Regions from separate parts of the Homo sapiens genome. Here region 2 is linked to region 1. The links are chromatin contacts, found by Hi-C or POLR2A ChIA-PET in ENCODE. All regions are on one chromosome and are shown on one strand. The core of a region is the stretch at or near the end of the contact, and the rest is flanking DNA. Distances in the headings are between cores, read along the strand shown.

What was found. A loop is a pair of places that touch in the nucleus more often than their neighbours do. ChIA-PET counts read pairs that join two places held with the same protein, here RNA polymerase II (POLR2A). Pooled maps may share reads with other maps.
Region 2: a loop to region 1 is called in a map of Ramos, with 2.2 times the contacts of the local background. The contact joins two enhancer-like sites. A Hi-C loop is called at or near these places in 15 of 168 maps with a recorded cell type or tissue (B cell, CD4-positive, alpha-beta T cell, CD4-positive, alpha-beta memory T cell and 9 more), 35 of 37 single-sample maps with no recorded cell type and 18 of 50 pooled maps. POLR2A ChIA-PET finds 5 or more read pairs at or near these places in 10 of 52 experiments (B cell, CD4-positive, alpha-beta T cell, CD4-positive, alpha-beta memory T cell and 6 more).

The regions. Positions count from the first base shown.
Region 1 is chr7:37,283,989-37,290,870 of GRCh38, reverse strand. The region is part of intron 4 of ELMO1 (engulfment and cell motility 1); the gene reads left to right. Among named protein-coding and RNA genes, the nearest start is that of ELMO1, 160 kb to the left of the region's middle. RefSeq lists a silencer at 4,532-4,826. Within about 2 kb of position 4,515, at least 4 of the 41 ENCODE cell types and tissues checked have a DNase peak (open chromatin) inside an H3K27ac peak, as active enhancers do; they include OCI-LY7, where a contact is called at or near this core.
Region 2 is chr7:37,332,783-37,339,664 of GRCh38, reverse strand. The region is part of intron 2 of ELMO1 (engulfment and cell motility 1); the gene reads left to right. Among named protein-coding and RNA genes, the nearest start is that of ELMO1, 110 kb to the left of the region's middle. Within about 2 kb of position 3,269, at least 7 of the 41 ENCODE cell types and tissues checked have a DNase peak (open chromatin) inside an H3K27ac peak, as active enhancers do; they include OCI-LY7, where a contact is called at or near this core.

The DNA of each region.
Region 1 (6,882 bases), core at 3,266-5,765:
CATCATCATCATCATCATCAAAATCACCCTGCTTCTGCCTTTTACTCCTCCATATGAATTTTAGCATATGCTTGTCAAATCCCATTAGAATTTTGATTAAAATTGAATTGAATTTATGGACTAATTTTGGGAAAAATTTGCATTCTCTAAGATATTGCCTATCCCATCTATGAAAACAATATATTGTTCTATTTATTAGAATATTCTTTAACATTTTCAATAAAGCTTAACCATTTTTGCCCTTAAAGTTTTTATACGTATATTTAGTAAGATATATGCCTAGGTACCTCAGAATTTTGTATCCATCATAAATTGTACGTGTTTTAAGCACTTCCATTGTTTATAGCTGTTTATATAGCTCTTATTGAATAGTTTCTGTGTATAGCAAATTCTGTTGAGCTTAATTAATTTCTGCAAATACACTGAGATGTATTTATCATCTTTTAAAGATTAACAAAATAAGTATCAGAGATTACATAATTTTAATATGATTATATATGACTAGTGTACACCCTGGATTTGAACTTAGTTTTAGCTAAATCTTTACCTTTTTCTGAGAGCCTTTCCTTTTACATCAGCTAATGTTTCTCTGACGTATGTTATCTTGTTTAGCAGGATTTTTTTTAATACTAAAAAACTAAAATCTCATTATAGAGCCTGTATGTGAAAGAGGCACTTAATTCACCCAGTATATGTCTCTTAATATCAGTTAATTAATTCATCTGGATAGCCACATTCATGGCAGAGAGTAAGTCTATAAAATAAATGCTTTTTCTGGTCATTATCTTTGGATCAGCTCTTAAGGAAAACACCCATCCTAATTGAATTAGCGTGGCTTTCCCAATTGCTCACTGTCTTACTTATGCTTAGGCCTATGTTGCATTAGTCCCTCCCAACAGATCTGGAGGCAAGGCCTAGAGCATAGTGTGGGTGGTCCAGGGCCAAAGGAGAAAAGCTAATGTGGTAAGGTAAGATGAAGACAAGTTTTTAATGCTTGTAATGTTGAACTGTTTAACTCTCTCCTCTGACACCTAGTATCCCTACTAACTCCTCCAGAAAAGCCTCAGATTTTAATTTCACTCCTGGCAAAAAAAAGAGAAAATAGAGAAGATAGAGGGAAAAAAATCTCGAATGCAATGCAAGTGAAAGCCCATTCTTTCTCTGGTGTGTGCTGCTGGGTTGTTTGCTTCCAGCTGTCAGTCCAGATCCCATTTGTCTGGGGTTTCTTTCTGGCATCCTCTCTTCGTCTCATACTAGGCCCTTCCTCTTAGGGCTGGAGCAGGTGCATTTCTGGGAATGGTTCTGGACAGCTTTTTGAGCCTCAGAGCACAGTAGTTATAGATGCCTGGGGCTGTTTGTAACTTTGCTTCAGTGTTGAGGCTGCCTGGTGCTGTGGCGTTAGTGAACAGCTGATGACAGATGGTTCATTTCTGTGCAGGATGTGTTGCAGACATGTGGATTGGTAGTGGAACCTGAGCAAATATATCTCAACTCTCTCTTTTAAAAAATGCTTAATAATAAGTGTGCCCATAGTAGGTATGAAATAAATATCCACTCGTTGACTGAAGGTTATAGCATAGGGAAAGAAAGGAAAGATGGTTTGAAATTTATTTGGATTGTGAGAGAGGGGAAGGGGTTGTTACCAGTGAGCTTTAGTTTATAGATATTTTCACTATTGTTCCAGACTCTGTTATGATTATAATATTCATTCTATTCACTCAAAAAGCATTTGATGAACACATTTGATATACCAGGCACCATTCAAGGCACTGGTGATGAACTAAACATGGAGATGCCCATTCTTCTTGGGCATCTGTTCTTTTGGGTGTGGAAACTGACAGGAAAGACTTAGAAAACGAACAAGGCAATTAATTTTAGATCGAGGTAAGAGCTATGAGGAAAATGGAGTAGGACAGCCCCCAAAAAAGACATGGGGGCAGAGTGTGGTAGGTGTTGCTGCTTTGGTTTACCCTGCTAAGTGCTTGGCCATAGAATATAGGTTCAAGTATGACCCAGAAATATGACTTGCCTAGGTTCATGTTTATAAACAACCAGATTTCAAAAAATAAGACTACATGTGGGTGTACATGGTTTCCAGAATTGAGGGCTTAAGGCCTTTCATCCTCCAACCATATGAGTGTCAAAACTTATACACTAAGGCAGTCATTCCGCCATCAAGATTTGTGCTAACCAAGGTTAATGTCTGGGTTCTCCATCTTCGCAATGTGGTTGTGCCAGCTTGGGGCAATCAGCCTCACTCTGCAAGGCCCTGGTTGTCCATCTGTAGGCCTTGGCCAAGATTGCTTTAAGGTATCAGGGAAGGTCTCTTTAAAGAGGTGACACAAGGTGGGGCATGTAATCCTCATGCCTGTAATCCCAGCACTTTGGGAGGATGAGGTGGGCGGATCACCTGAGGTGGAGAGTTCAAGACCAGCCTGACCAACATGGAGAAACCCCATCTCTACTAATAATACAAAAATGAGCCGGGCATGGTGGCGCATGCCTGTAATTCCAGCTACTTGGGAGGCTGAGGCAGGAGAATCGCTTGAACCCAGGAGGCAGAGATTGCAGTGAGCCGAGATCGTGCCATTGCACTCCAGCCTGGGGAACAAGAGTGAAACTCCATCTCAAAAAAAAAAAAGTGACACTTTGGGAGGCCAAGGCTGGCAGATCACCTGAGGTCAGGAGTTTGAGACCCACCTGGCCAACATGGTGAAACCCTGTCTCTACCAAAAATACAAAAATTAGCTGGGTGTGGTGGTGCACACCTGTAATCCAAACTACTTGGGAGACTGAGGCAGAAGAATTGCTTGACCTGGGAGGCAGAGGTTTCAGTGAGCTGAGATCGCACCACTGCACTCCAGCCTGGGCAACAGAGTGAGACTCTGTCTCAAACAAACAAACAAATAAACAAAAAAAAGGTGACATTTGAGCCAAGACTGGAGGATAACAGGGAGCCAGACCCTAGCATTGTAGGAAAAGAAACAGCCAGCAGAAAAGTCCTGCAGCATGAAAGAGCTTGGTGTGTTAGAGAACAAAAGGGAACAGGATAGTGAGCTGGAAGTGAGAGGAGGTACCAGAGAAATTGTCGATGTTGACTAGGGCTGCATCACAGTGTCTTCTAAACTATAGTGGGAATTTGGATCTCCTTCCAAGTACAATGAAAAGCTACTATTTTATCCTGGGGTTCATGAACTTATGTAGGAGGAACACTACAGCCATATAAAAACGTAAACTTTTCATTGCTTGAATCACAAATGTCAGCAACAAGCCATGATAGGATAAGCAGTATCTGTGCCTTTATTATGAACAGAAATTAAAGTACATCCATTTATTACTGTTTATCACAGTTATCTCTAAATATCATTTATCATCTTATGCCTAATTAGAAATTATGGTAGTTATTAGACCTTACAACAGATCTTGTTATTTAATGCTTTAATACAGGGGTCAGCAACTATAGCCTGTGGACTATGTCCAAGCTGCCACCTGTTTTTGTACATAAAACTTACTGGAACACAGCCAAACCCATTTATTTACATATCACAGTTGCAACAGAGGTATTCTAGCCTGCAGTGCTTAAAATGCTTACTGTCTGGCTGGAAAAAGATTGCTGACACGTGCATTGATAAAGCAGCATATATATTACTATGATACAATTTTTTTTTTTTTTTTTGAGAAGGAGTCTCTTGCTCTGTTGCCCAGACTGGAGTGCAGTGGCGTGATCTCGGCTCATTGCAACCTCCACCTCCCGGGTTCAAGCGATCCTTCTGTCTCAGCCTCTCAAATAGCTGGAACTATAGGCATATGCCACCACGCCTGGCTAATTTTTGTATTTTTAGTAGAGACAGGGTTTCACCGTATTGGCCAGGCTGCTGTCAAACTCCTGACCTCGTGATCTGCCCGCCTCCACCTCCCAAAGTGCTGGGATTAGAGGCATGAGCCACTGTGCCCAGCCTATGATACAATTTTTAAAATATTTGGATAACTGTTTGGTTTCTTTGCAAGCTTATTTATTTTATTTTATGCATTTAAAAACATTCTGAAAAGAAGATCCATAGACTTCACCAGAGTTCTCTAAGACATCCATGACTAGGAAAAAAAGAGAAAGAAAAAGAATCCCTATATTTCATTATCTAAGGCTGGGGATCCAAATGGGCGGACTTGTATTTATTTCCTCTGCCTGAGATTCTCTCCCTTCTCTCCCTCCTTCTTTGGCAGATTTTCCATTTCTTTTGGAGTGTGGTACTGAAGCTGCCTCCTTTTTATGAATAATATATTGGATCCTACACATTTACTGAATGAGCCAAGCAGAGGCTTTATTAGCAGTGTCCAGTGTAATGCCCATAATAACACTGTGTGGTGTGGGTCTGACTGTCTTCATGTGGCACTGCAGAAAGGGAGGCCCCAAGACGTTGTCTTGCCCATCATTCATTTACCCTGTATTCACTGAGCACCTATTGCTTGCCAGGGGCTGTGCCAAATTCCCAGGTGACAAAGCTGTTACTGGTGAAGCCAAGTTTTGGATCAGGCCCATCTGACACTAGTGTCTGGGTGGCTAATGCCACAGCAGGTTATGTTCAGGATGTCATGTGACACCCTGCTGCCTCAAGCTTGGCCACTCCTCCATCCCTAGTGTTTCCAGCCGCATTGTTCCTTGGCTGTGAGCTGTAAATGTTTTTATCTCATCCTCTCTCCACAGACCACTATTTGCATTGTTTTGCCTAGAATGGGCCATGGAGTTAGTATTTTCCCAGCTGTAGTAGCATCTTCAGTGATCCCTGCTCATGCCACTGGAATGGCCCTTTAAAAATGTTTTTTTTTTTCTTTTTACAAGCATGAGTTTCTTTCCTATAAGTGCAGCTCTTTTTTCTTGTCTCTGTAGCACTTTGTGGCTTTCTGAGACCACAGGCTCTAACTTGCCCATTGCACCCCATGTTTAAGCATTTGCACATGTCGTTTGATTGAGGGGTAAGTTAAAACTGCTGGCAGTGGGAAGGGCTGGCAATCAGGTCTCTTATCTCAAGTGGATGGAAAAATAAGGCTGTTCAACGTGGTTCGCTCAACTCGTACAGGTCCCTTCTGTGCAAAACCAGGGAGATTGCTTCTCCCCTGGAAACACAGGCACTCCTCATTGGCTGGGTTGGGCAAATACCCATAATATTAGGCATTTTTCCTGCTTTTTTCCCCTTCTTTTGCAGGTTGCAAGTGATGGCAATGTACATGGGATTCTCAAACTGGTCACCAGTACTTAGTGCATGAACACACATTATATTCTATATGTTTGGTGCAATTTTGCTATTTTGCATTCTGCTTTTGTCACCACAATACAGTGTCCCAGGGTCCCATATTACTGAACATTCTTTCATAGCAGCACTTCGATGGCTACATGGTGTATCTTTGGCCTGCCTTACCATAATTTGCTTCAGTTTTCCTTTGTGTTAGGGGACATTTGCAAGACTTTGTATATCAGCCAGCATCTAGTCAGGATACAGAAACCATACTGTTATTTAAACAGGGTATATTCCAATGTAAATGATTGACAACTAGTAGAAGCTGGTTAGTTGTGAGTAAAAGAGAACTCTTATGGGTCCAGAAGAAGCTGTTGCAGAAAAGAAGCTATGGCCTCCAGTTTGAGGAAGAGTGGGCAGTTGAGGAACTAAAGACCAAGAGCGGGCATTGCTCGTCCCCCAGAGTTCTTCAGAGAGGGCATGGCCACCACAGGGACATCACCACCCACGGGTGATGCAGAAACTTGTCAGAGGAAAGCAGCTGGCCAGCTGGCTGTGCAGCACTATAGACGTGTCTCTGTTGCCAGAAGCTTGGGTAGGCAGAACTGCTTTGAAGCAGTCCCTGGTAGGGAGAGCAGAGCCCGGGTGCAGGAGGCCTGAGGCCTTCCCCATGGAATAGTAATGGTGGATCCCAAAGGGAATGTCCTTTCCCCAGGCAGAATCACTCCAGTGCCCTCTATTGGTGAAGTGTCACATTGCCGCAGCTGGCAACCTGTCAGAAAGCAGGGCCAAGAATGGTTTTGAGTTGAGAGACAATAAATGAATAACTGGAATATTTGGGCTTGCTTTTAGCTTTTTTTTTTCTTTAAACCGTTTTGCAGTAAACATCTTTCATAAAATGTTGATTGCATCTCTGATATGTTGGTAGGATAAATTCATAGAATTTGAACATTTCAAAGGCCTTAGTCATATGTTACAAAACCATCCTATTGACTCTCCTAGTTGTTGTATATGGGAGCAAAGGCATATAGCCTTGTTATAGAACTTGTTACTCCTTAACCTTTTGAATCTTGGCCTTGTTTGCTGGGTTGTTAACTCTGAGGCTGGGAGATGCTCAGAGCCAGCGATGTCAAGGTTGGAGCCTGCAGTCTGATGTAATAAGGGCCAAGCTCTGCCGTGGAGGGAGGGAGTAGTGTGTTGCTGAAGTCCTCCCTCACCTCGCTCAGTCTTCTGAACGCATTCCCTTCCCATCTCATTCACTGCTTCAACAAATTCATTCCCTAAAACATCCCCTTCATCACATCAGTAATCTTGCTCAAAAGCTGTAAATGTTTCCTCTTTGTTTATGGCAATGCAAATGAAAGAGGAGGGGAGAGAACTGACCTATGGCCCTGGGTCCGTTGCCTCCATTCAGTTGTTGAGGGTCTGAAGCAAATTGACATGCCCAGGGTCACGTGGGAAGTAAGTTGGTCAGGGCCAACCAGGGCTTCCTTCCTCCCAGTCCTCTGCTTCTCCCAGATACCAGACCATTGTTGCTCCATCTCCCTAACTCCTCATTGTCCTCCCAGCACAGCACCTGTCCCACGAGAGGTTTTATTAATGTGTATCATACTCCCCTAGTGCTCACACTATCTCTGAACTCTTATGGGTC
Region 2 (6,882 bases), core at 2,020-4,519, 50 kb before region 1:
ATGTTGTTTCTTGATTGAATCAGAAGTTGGCACAAGAATTAGAAGTATGTTTTCACATGCAATGAAGAGTAGAAGAAATGATTATTACTTGGGTTTTCTCCTAATCTTCTACCTTGTTCAGTAAAGATCACATAACCTGCCTCTCTCCCATAGCATGTTAGCTTCATTTAGAAAGCTCTTTGCTTCTTTTTAGCCTGGATAGCTGCTATTTCACTAAAAGCCGTTTCCAAAAGTTGGGTTAAGCACTGCTGCTCTATTGTCTCCCAAAATTTTGGGTGCCCCTCCACTTATCACATTGTATTGTCCTTGTCTATCAACTGAACCCAGTGGTCCTCAACCTTGACTGTGTACAAGAAGCATCCAGGGAGCTTGTACAAAATGCATATACCAGCTTGTGCAAAATGCAGCCCCAGCTGCAGAGATTGTGATTCTGCTGGCCAGGGGCAGGGCTTTTCATCTGCATCTGTGATAAGCACCAGATGAATCTAATCCAAGGGCTTCCACAGTTTGAGAAGCAGTCATTAGACTGGGAACTGCCTGTCTTTGAGTGTTGTTTCTCCTTGCCTGGTGAACAGTCCTTAAAATGAAAAGATATTTCATGAATGAATAACTGGGAGGCGGTGCTTCCTGAGTAGTGATTATCTTATCAGGTGCTCAATTCTGCTCAGCCACCCTCCATCAGTGCCTGGAGTTTTCAGAGGGACGTCTGCCCATGATGGACTTGTTTATCTTCTTTCTAAATATTTAGGAGAAAATTCTGTGTTTCCACTCAGCAGGAAAAATCCCCAGGAGCTTCTTAGACATGGACTTTGCTGTATCACAGGAAGGTCTCAAAAGAATTATCAACTCACTGGTTCCTGACTCCTGCTCTCGCCTTCACAATGTATTGTTGAGTTTCAAGCCCGGGGAGCCGCTTGAGGATGAGGATGCTTGTTGTCTGGATATATCAAGGCTCCTGCATGCACTGTTCTTGTTAACCTATTATGTCCTGAATAATGTATTTGTTTCTCGGTCAAGAGTCTGGAATCCCAAACACTTCAATAAGCAGCATCTAGTAAGAGGCAGTGGGCTCCAAGGACATTTAAACCTGGATGTGAGCACTTGTTTTAGTTCCTTCAGCTGCTATAACAAAGTACCTTAAACTGGGAAATTTATGAACAACAGAAATTTATTGTTCACAGTTCTGGAGGCTGGGAAGTCCAAGATCAAGGCACCAGTGGATGTGGTGTGTGATGAGGGCTTGTTCCTCATAAATGGTGCCTTGTATGTTTCCCCACAGGCAAAAGGGGCAAACAGGCTCTGTCAAGCATGTTTTTATACCACCACCATGGGGGCCAGGTTTCAAACAGATGAATTTTGGGGAGACACAAACATTCAGACCATAGCAGTCCTGGAGCCCTGCTTTCTGTGAAAGGCTCAGTTAGCCTTGAGCCTCAGTTTCTTTGGGATAATAATTTGCTACTTTGATGGTCCTTGTGAAGATTAAAGAAATCATGTGAAAAGAGTGTAGCATGTTGCATAGCTTAGAGTGATTCCTCAATAAAAGCAGCCATTATTAGCTAGATTAGAAAATTAGGTACTCTGGTTTTCCTTTTCACCTGCACTTCCATTGTGAACATTTGCCCTCTGTTCTCATTCTTTCTCTGCCTAACTTTTTCAATGTTTAGGAAGGAGAAAAAATTAAAAGACAAGTGGGAGGCATCCTCTGGTAATAAAGAGGTGTCCTAATTGGACACATAGCCAATTTGTGCTATGGAATATTCACTGGCTCCCTAGTACTCTGTGATTTTTTTTTTCCATCTTGGCCACTCACCATTTCTGAGCAGCAGCTTTTCTGTTCCCTGCATAAACTCTTCAAGCCTCCAGTATTTCTTGTCTCTGCCCTGCCCCCTCAGGCCTTGCTTTTCAAGGAAGACACAGACCAGAAAGCTACCACTTCTGTCTTTGCCTAGAACTTCTCGGCCTACATATTTGCATGGCATCACAGACTACCTGATGCCTTTATCTCCTGCCTTCCTGTTTTGTTTTGCTTTTTCTACTGCTAGCAGAGAAGGGAAGAGGTGGTCCCAATTTGTTTCCAGTGCTTTCAGCTTATCCCAACCCCCAATGCTCCACATAGGTGTTTTTTTTTTTTTTTTTTTATACTTTAAGTTTTAGGGTACATGTGCACAACGTGCGGGTTAGTTACATATGTATACATGTGCCTTGTTAGTGTGCTGCACCCATTAACTCGTCATTTAACATTAGGTATATCGCCTAATGCTATCCCTCCCCCCTTCCCTTACCCCACAAGAGGCCCCGGTGTGTGATGTTCCCCTTCCTGTGTCCATGTGTTCTCATTGTTCAATTCCCACCTATGAGTGAGAACATGCAGTGTTTGGTTTTCTGTCCCTGCGATAGTTTGCTGAGAATGGATCCAAAGGACATGAACTCATCATTTTTTATGGCTGCATAGTATTCCATGGTGTATATGTGCCACATTTTCTTAATCCAGTCTATCATTGTTGGACATTTGGCTTGGTTCCAAGTCTTTGCTATTGTGAATAGTGCCGCAATAAACATACGTGTGCATGTGTCTTTAAAGCAGCATGATTTATAATCCTCTGGGTATATACCCAGTAATGAGATTGCGGGGTCAAATGATATTAGCCCATCCTTTCTACCCTACCTGGGGCTTTGTCCCAGCCATGTTCTCTTCTCTTATTCTTTTCTTCTTCTCTGTCTTCAACAGTGAACTCTTCTGTTTTCACCTTGGAAAATCCTCCCCTTGACCTAGTAACTCTCTTTTGGTAGTATTTTATTCTGTTTTTCCATTCCAGGCTTATTTAAATGTTACCAGTATATGCCATCTATGTTGTTCCATGCTTATTTTAATATTTGCATGAACAACAATTTACCTCTCTACAGGGCTCCCCTTTTTGGTGGCACCTCTGCCTTGGTTGTCCTCACCCTCTCGGTTACGCTCGGCAAAGCTGCCCATTCTCATCTTCTTGAAACTCTCCCTTCCTTCCTCTAGCTTCAGTGCCTGAGATTCTTCCTCCCTGTTTGATTCATCTGGGATTGTTTCCTTCCTGGTTCCTCTTCTTTCTAGATCAGTTCCAACCTCAGTGCTAAGCCCTCTGGTCTGTGTGTTCACTGTCGACACTCTTTGTCTTAGAGTCCATGTTCGCTCATGACGTTAAAGTTTCACCTCTGCCTACATACATAACAACAGTTCCCATCACCGGCATAGCCTGCCAGCTAACCACTAGTTTCATTTCTCTGTTGGGTGGATATATGGTTCCCCTCTCTAACTTCAGTTGTCTACAGACGAGACAAATGGTTAGTGAAACTGCCCATATGTTAACCTGAAGAAAGGAGTCTCACAGGTATTACCAACTTTTTGAGGTTATATCATGTAGAGGGGGGACCATTAGATATGTTCTTTTTTTTTTTCCTTGACGCAGGGTCTCACTGTGTCACCCAGGCTGGAGTACAAAGGCTCAATCAAAGCTCACTGCAACCTCTAATTCTGGGCTCAAGATATCCTCCTGCCTCAGCCTCTCGAGTAGCTGAGATTACAGGTGTGCACCACCATGACCAGCTAGTCTTTGTATTTTTAGTAGTGATGGGGTTTTGCCATGTTGCCCAGGCTGGTCTCAAACTCCTGGACTTAAGCGATCCTCCCACCTCAGCCTCCCAAAGTGCTGGGATTACAGTCCATGAACCACCACAGTGCCCTGCCTAGATGCGTTCTTTATGGCCCAAGTGTAGGAACTCCATCCTATTTGTGCTAGGAGACACATTTCACCTTCACCCAAGAAAAGCCAGCACGGGCCATCTCATCAGGCGAGGGGATCCATCATCTCTACCAAGTGTGCATCAGACAAATGCTTGGAGAAGATGTTCTGAGCATATTCAGGCCCAAAAAGGGCAATGGGAAGAGATACATAGTTTTCAACCTTAGTTCTGCTTCTCAAATGGCTTGGGGCAGAGGGGTGGCTGCCGAGGGCTTCCGGGCACCCCTCGCTCACTCCTGCTGCAGCACCTTTGTATTGTCCCATTTTCATTTGCGTATGATTTGGGGAAAGATTTTGTTTGAAAAAAGTTTATCAGTTTAAAAAAATAGACATGGATGATTCTTGAGCTTTCTGGTATTCCTGAGACTTCAGTCAGATTCTTTAGGGTGGCTTTGCATCCTTCCATATTTTTCATAAGCATTGTCCCTGGGCCAAGGTAGTGTCTGCAGGCACTGTATGTGATTCCCAGGTACCCCTCTGTTTTATAGAAGCTGCTCCTTTAGACGCTTGTTCCCGCACATTCATGGTCTTTTTTCATCTCTTGCCGTTTCCTTCTAAAAGTATGCCACCTTGAATGCCCCCTGCCTTCTCCCAGCTCTCTACTGCTTTAAATCCTGGCTTTGCTAAGCACTGCAGAGAGCCTCCTTTGTACTCAAACCTTTTCTGATCGCATTATAATGCAGTCTTTTCTCCAGTTTTCTAATTTCTTATATCATTTTCTTTGCCTGTAGCTTTTATTTGCAGTTAATATATTTCACACGTAACGTAATTTACATTTTTCTTTTTTCATGCTCACTTCTCTTGAAATAGATTATAAGCTCTTGGAGGTCAGCCAGTGGCTTACATACATTTGTATCCTTTGGTTCATCACATTGATCTCCGTTACTGTGTGTGTACAATAGGTTTCAATTCTGAACAGTGAAGATAAGAATAAAACACTGGTGGTCTTCATTCTCCAAACAGAAAAATTATAATAGCACGCCTACCCCAGTATATTGGGAAGGGTTTAATTCCCTAAAAGAAACACAGATGCATGTGTTTTAGGTAAGTGTGATTGCCTGCAGTTTTTCAACTACCATATTTCTATAGCATATTTAAGATATAATTCCATATGCATAAATTTGATTTACACAAGACCTTTGAAAAGCTCATTGAGTAAAACCCATTTGAGTTTTTGTACTTGACATGGAATTTTGCTCGTTAGTAGCAGTAATAATAACAGCAAGCACCACACACTATGTGGCAGGCAATAGAAGGCCTTGCACGTGGGATTTCATCACCTTACTACAGCCTTCAAGATCGGCTTAGGCTCCCTACTTCATAGTTATTCAAAGGTTCATTAACTTGCCCAAGATTACTCAGCTAGGAAGGTACTGATTTGAATCCAGCACTGTATAACACCAAAACCCAGGCAGTTTTTTGGTTTTTTTCTTGTTGTTGAGATGGAGTTTTGCTCTTGTTGCCCCGGCTGGAGTGCGATGGTGCAATCCTGGCTCACTGCAACCTCCGTCTCCCAGGTTCAAGCGATTCTCCTGCCTCAGCTTCCCGAGTAGCTGGGATTACAGGTGCCCGCCACCATGCCTGGCTAATTTTTGTATTTTTAGTAGAGACAGGGTTTCATCATGTTGGCCAGGCTTAGACATTGCCAAATGTCTCTTGGGCGGTGGACAGAGTCTCCTCCTGTTGAGAATGGACTAGGTCAGGGGCTCCTGAGCTTGCTTCTGTATCAGAATCACTCATGAAACATGTTGAAAATACACAGAGGATCATTGTGTAGTGATTCAAGGTTCAGGGATCCTTGTTTTTATGAAGCTCCCCTGGTGATGCTCATGCTGTTGGACCTACATTTGAAAACATTGTTGTGAAGCCCTTGAAATTTATCACTCTCCCTGCAGGAGCTACCTTTGGCTCCCACGGTAACTTTTAGTGAGTCCTTTAAAGATAGTGCCTCAATTTATCCATGAGGGAAATGGTCCTAAAAATTCTTAGCCTCTCCTTTACAGAGAGTACAAACATAGTTTTAAGAGCTCATTTTGCTCCAATTAAGAAAGCTGTAATAAAGACTGTGATACTGCACCATTGCTTTCATACCGTCATAATAGGTGAAATGACATTGGTAGAGGAATAGACATCCTTCATCTGATTTTTGCAACTTTTAGATTTGGTAATGTAACAGATATTTCTTAAACTTCCTTTAAAATGAAGTGACTGGGGTACTTACTTTTCTGGTTTTAGCTCTCTTTTCTTGTGTGAGAGAGTCTATATAACCTCATAAAATCTTAAAAATTTGCCAAGTTTTTGAAGAAAAACACAGCAAACATATCTCTCCCTTTAACTGAGCTGAGTTTAATTGAGCGAGAATGAACTCTGGCATTCTCCTTTTCCTTCAGCAAATGAAATGCAGATTTTTAGTTTGCTCTGTAGGTGGGTGCTGGTGGGATTCTCTTCTGTTCTACTTCCTTCCACAACACTGCCACTCTGAGAAGTTCGGGCAACTCAGGACACTCTTGTATTAACTATGTTTTCTTAAGACTTGATGACTAAGACCTCTGACATTTCTAGAACCTTTTGTGAATGTTACACTTTGTGCTTATTTTCCTGTTAGGTCAACAGGTTAATTGTGGCAGGATATCTAAATATGTGGATTTCAGTGTTGAGAAGGAACTCTGGGTACCCAGGAACAAACAGCTTGTACTTTAGGAGTATATAGACCAATGTGCAGTGTGTCCAGAACTCCAAGGAAATGAGAGCAGCCTCTAGCAAATAAAATATGTGCTTTTCTAGTTTCTTGTTCCTAGCTTTCCATCAAATGCATTCATGGGTCAATGGCATCACCATCATGCTTAACCCCCATCCCCACAATCTCCATAGCCCCTCAAATAGCAAGTCCTGTAAAATCAGCCTCCTAAGTGGGCTTGAGTCCATCCACCCTTTTTCCGTCCTAGCCGCCACTGCTGTAGCTTATTTCCCCTAGGTGGCTTCAGTAGCATAACAGCTGGCTGCCAGGCCACGCTTCTTCCTTCCCCTCCAATCCATTCCCCTAGGCCTAACATTCTGCACTGGCTTCCATTGCACTAGAATAGAATCCAGACGTCCTTGCTGT